2 separate regions of the Homo sapiens genome follow, and region 1 is linked to region 2. A link is an interaction called in ENCODE POLR2A ChIA-PET data of the cell type or tissue named here. Cell type or tissue: Caco-2. All regions are shown on one strand.

Region 1 (2,500 bases), 370 kb after region 2:
CTTGAATACTTTCTGAAGCAATGGCACAAGCTCTTTCTTGTACATCTGGCAGAATTTGGCTGTGAATTCATATAGTCCTGGGCTTTTTCTGGTTGGTAGGCTTTTTATTACTGATTCAATTTTGGAACTCATTATTGGTCTGTTCAGGGATTCAATCTCTTCCTGGTTCAATCTTGGGAGATTGTATGTTTCCAGGAATTTATCCATTTTTTCTAGGTTTTCTAGCTTGTGTGCATACAGATGTTTGTTATAGTCCCTGAGGGTTTTTTGTATTTCTGTGGGATCAGTGGTAATCCCATTTGTTATTTCTGGTTGTGTTTATTTGGATCTTCTCTCATTTTTACTTATTAGTATAGCCAGCAGTCTATCTTACTGATTCTTTCAATGATCCAGCTCCTGGATTCATTGATCTTTTGTATGGTTTTTCACATCTCAATCTCCTTTAGTTTAGCTCTGATTTTGGTTGTTTCTTGCCTTCTGCTAGCTTTGGGGTTAGTTTGCTCTTGTTTCTCTAGTTCCTCTAGTTGTGATGTTAGGTTGTTAACTTGTGATCTAACTTTTTGATGTGGGTGGTTGGTGATACAAACTTCCCTCTTAACGCTGATTTGGTTGTGTCCCAGAGATTCTTGTATGTTGTATGTTTTTCTAATTAATTTTTTTTTTTTTTTTTTTGAGATGGAGTCTCGCTCTGTTGCCAGGCTGGAGTGCAGTAGCACGATCTCAGCTCACTGCAACCTCTGACTCCCAGGTTCAAGCAATTCTCCTGCCTCAGTCTCCTACTCAGTAGCTGGAACTACAGGCATGCGCCACCACGCCCAGTTAATTTTTGTATTTTTAGTAGAGATGGGGTTTCACCATGTTGGCCACGATGGTCTCAATCTCTTGACTTCATGATCTGCCCGCCTCGGCCTCCCGAAGTGCTGGGATTACAGGCATGAACCACCACGCTCGGCCCTCTGATTAGTTTCAAAGAATTTCTTGATTTTTGCCTTAATTTTATTGTTTACCCAGAAATTGTTCTGGAGCTGATTGTTTAATTTCCATTTAATTGTATGGTTTTGAGTAATTTTGTTAGCATTGATTCTATTTTTGTTGGACTGTGGTTTGAAAGTATGGTTGGTATGAGTTTGGGTTTTTTTGGTATTTGCTGGGGTGTTTTATGTCCAATTGTGTGGTCAATTTTAGAATATGTGACATGCATAGATGAGAAGAATGTATATTCTGTTGTTTTTGGGTGGGGAATTCTGTAGATGTCTATCAGGTCCATTTTGTCAAGTGTTGAGTTAAGGTCCAAAATGTCTTTGTTAGTCTTCTGCCTCAATGATCTGTCTAACACTGTTAGTGGGGTGTTAAATTCTACCACTGTTATTGTGTAGTTATCTAAATCTTTTCACAGGTCTCTAAGAACTTGCTTTATTAATCTGGGTGCTCCTGTTTTGGGTGTGTATATATTTAACAGGTCTTCTTGTTGAATCGAGCACTTTATCATTATTTAGTTCTCTTCTGTGTCTTTTTGAATCATTGTTAGTTTAAAGTCTGTTTTGTGTGAAATTAGAATAGCAACTCCTATTTGCCATTTTCCATTTGCTTGATAGATTTTTCTCCATCCCTTTACTCTGGGCCTATAGGTGTCATTGCATGTGACATGGGTCTCTTGAAGAGAGCGTACCACTGGGTTTTGCCTCTTTATCTAACTTGCCACTGTGTGCCTTCAAATTGGGGCATTTAGCCTGTTTACATTCAAGGTTAGCCCTCATATGTGTGGATTTGATCCTGTCATCATGTTGTTAGCTGGTAATGATGCAGGCTGTTTGTGTTCCTGCTTTATAGTGTCACTTAAGTTTTGCGGTTTTTTGGGGGGGTAGTGGCTGGTAACAGTCTTTCCTTTCCATATTTAGCACCTTCTTCAGGAATCCTTGTAAGGCAAGTCTGGCAGTAACAATTTCTGTTAGCATTTGCTTGTCTGAAAAGGATCTTATTGCTCCTTTGTTTGTAAAACTTTGGCTGAATATGAAATTCTTGGTTAAATTTTTTTTCTTTAAAAATGCTGAATATAGTCTCTAATCTCTTCTAGCTTGTAGGATTTCTGCTAAAATGTCTGCTGTTTGCCTGATGGGATTCTCTTTGTAGGTGATCTGTCCCTTCTCTCTAGCTGCCTTTAACGTTTTTCTTTCATTTTGTTGTTGGAAAATCTGATGACTATGTGTCTTGGGGATGGTCTTCTTGTGTAGTATTTTGCATGGCTTCCCTGTCCCTGCAATTCCTGAATTTGAATGTTGGCCTTTCTAGTGAGTTGGCAAAAATTTTCATGGACGATATCCTGAAATATGTTTTTCAAGTTGCTTAGTTTCTCTTTCTGTCTCTCAGGCACACCAATGAGTCATACACTGGGTCTCTTTACATAAGCCTATATTTCTCAGAGGTTTTGTTCATTCTTCTTTATTGTTTTTCTTTATTTTTCTCTGACTGAATTATTTCAGAGAGCCAGTCTTCAAGCTCT
Region 2 (2,500 bases):
GCAGGAGAATCGCTTGAACCCCAGAGGCAGCGGATGCAGTAAGCCAAGATTGTGCCATTGTACTCCAGCCTGGGAGACAAGAGCTCCTTGTCAAAAAACACTCCGTCTCAAAAAAAAAAGGAGAGAGAAAGTGCTTCCTGAGAGGAACCAAAGCCTTCCTATGAGTTATGCTTTGAATTCTAGCGAGAAATCCTGTTTTCTTTCCTTGTTTCCTCCTGCGTATATTCAAAATAAATGAGTTTCCCAAACAGTTGAGTGTCAGATAGGTGAGGTATTTCAGCCTTTTGCACAGGATCTCATTGGAGATTTTCTGAGATGTCTTGCTGAAATCAAGGTGCGTGGTGTCTGTCTAAGGCAGTGGTTCTCAAACAGTGGTGATTTGCTCCCAGTGGACATTTGGCAATACCTGGAGATATTTTTGTTGTCATGATTACAGGAAAGGGATTACAAGCTTCTAGTGGGGAGGGGCCAGGGATTCTGCTAACCATTCTGTAATGCATGGGACAAGCCTCTGTAACAAAGAATTGTCTGGCTCCAAATGTCAGTAATATCCATATTTAGGACTATGGTATTTCTCTGATTTTATTAACTTTATGGGAAAAAGTTAGAAAAGTTTTAAACTTAATGAAATAATTCTGCTTCCAACTAATCACTGCTCTCTCTCTCTTTTTTTTTTTTTTTTTTTGAGACAGAGTTTTGCTCTTGTTACCCAGGCCGGAGTGCAATGGCACCATCTCGGCTCACCGCAACCTCTGCCTCCCAGGTTCAAGCAAGCCTCCCAAATAGCTGGGATTACAGGCATGTGCCACCACGCCCAGGTAATTTCGTATTTTTAGTAGAGATGGGGTTTCTCCATATTGGTCAGGCTGGTCTTGAACTCCGTTCCTCAGGTGATCCGCCCGCCTCGGCCTCCCAAATTGCTGGGATTAGAGGTGTGAGCCACCGTGCCCGGCCTATCACTGCTCTCTTCTTGCATACAAATCATCTGTTAATAATCTTTCTAGACTTTAGTAGGAAAATAATGAAGCACTGTTTCTTTTCCACTTTTTTAAAATGGAAAAGTTTACATTTTTCTGTCATCATTCTCAATCTCCATAATTTTTTCAATATTAACAGTGCCCGATGATTAAATTTGGACACAATGTTCATATACTGTTATTTAAAGAAAAATTATATTCTTACCATATCCCATTGCCTTTTTGGCCTTTTGTTTCTCTTCCCCATGTTTATTCATTTGTTACAGTTGTAAGGTTTTTCTTGAGGAGGTAAGTAATCCCACTTTTCTTCTGTCATCTCTAAAAACTAAGTAAATACAATACAATTTAAACTAGAAGCTCTGTTCTTATCTTTTAGGACCCCTAGTGAGACATGTAGCTATTTTGGAATGAGGCTATACTAATCATGTTGACTAGCTACTTATTAGTGAGAGAGAAGGGGGCAGAAGTCACTGTCCTGTCACCAGGTAGATAAGAATGTGGGAGACAAAGAATGATGCTGTCTCTGCACGTCCTCCACGTGGGGACATTGGAATCTTTTCCTGGGGCTGTGGCATTTCTTTTGTATTGACTGCAGCTGTCAGGATCAAAGAAGAACTAATGAGACAGAAGTAAATAGCTTCATTCTCAGGCTACCTGAGAGGAGCAATGTCTGATGGAGATTAAAAGATGAAAGGGGAGAAAAATTCTTTCTCAGCCACACCCAGATACAACTAAGTCACTCTTTTCACATGCTTCTGATTCTTCAAATTCTATGTTACCACTTAGAATCTAGTGGCAAAAAAAAACCTTTTCCTAATGCTTTTTTCCTTATTACGTTTTTATTATTTTTAAGATAGAGAACAGTGATGTTTCCTGATCTCAATGCTTTTATATTTAGAGCTAGAGGTTTATTCAGTCAGCCAGTCATTTATTCAATTATATATTGACTATGTCTATATGTTCCAGACCCAAACATGAACCAAGGAAAGGCTCCAAAAACTTGGAAGTTTTAAGTATATATTTGAAAGAGGACTGATAAGTGAATATCTGATTAGTAGTTAAAATGTTATATAATTTGGCCAGACATGGTGGCTCATGCCTGTAATCCCAGCACTTTGGGAAGCCGAGGTGGGTGGATCACCTGAGGTCAGGAGTTCAAGACCAGCATGGCCAACATGGTGAAACCCCATCTCTACTAAAAATACAAAAAGGTAGCTGGGCCTGGTGGTGGGTGCCTGTAATCCCAGCTACTCCAGAGGCTGAAGCAGGAGAATCCCTTGAATCCGGGAGACGGAGGTTGCAGTGAGCCAATATTGTGCCATTGCACTCTAACCTGGGCAACAGGAACATAACTCCATCTCAAAAAAAAAAAAGAACAGTTACATAATTTTTCACCTTTCTTCTCGGGTAATGACTACTTCACATGCATGGATCAGGAAGTATTTGTTTGGGCAGTACCTTTGTAGAACTCTTGAGATTGCACAGAATAAAATAGCTAGCATTCTTCTTCTTCAGCCATAAGT

Evidence for each region. Peaks named below come from ENCODE experiments on the same cell type or tissue, not always from the same donor. Only the 100,000 strongest peaks of a DNase experiment are listed, where the experiment ranks them.
Region 1: POLR2A ChIA-PET joins it to region 2 with 6 read pairs; 2 of 35 experiments call an interaction of 5 or more read pairs at or near these places.

Annotation. Positions count from the first base shown.
Region 1 is chr12:7,609,547-7,612,046 of GRCh38, reverse strand. No RefSeq gene overlaps it. Among named protein-coding and RNA genes, the nearest start is that of APOBEC1, 55 kb to the left of the region's middle. RefSeq lists a silencer at 1,607-1,807. In Caco-2, no CTCF peak of the experiment used is centred here; no DNase peak of the experiment used is centred here.
Region 2 is chr12:7,981,580-7,984,079 of GRCh38, reverse strand. No RefSeq gene overlaps it. Among named protein-coding and RNA genes, the nearest start is that of SLC2A3, 47 kb to the right of the region's middle. RefSeq lists an enhancer at 1,025-2,224. In Caco-2, no CTCF peak of the experiment used is centred here; DNase peaks (open chromatin) are centred at 429, 839, 1,489 and 2,239.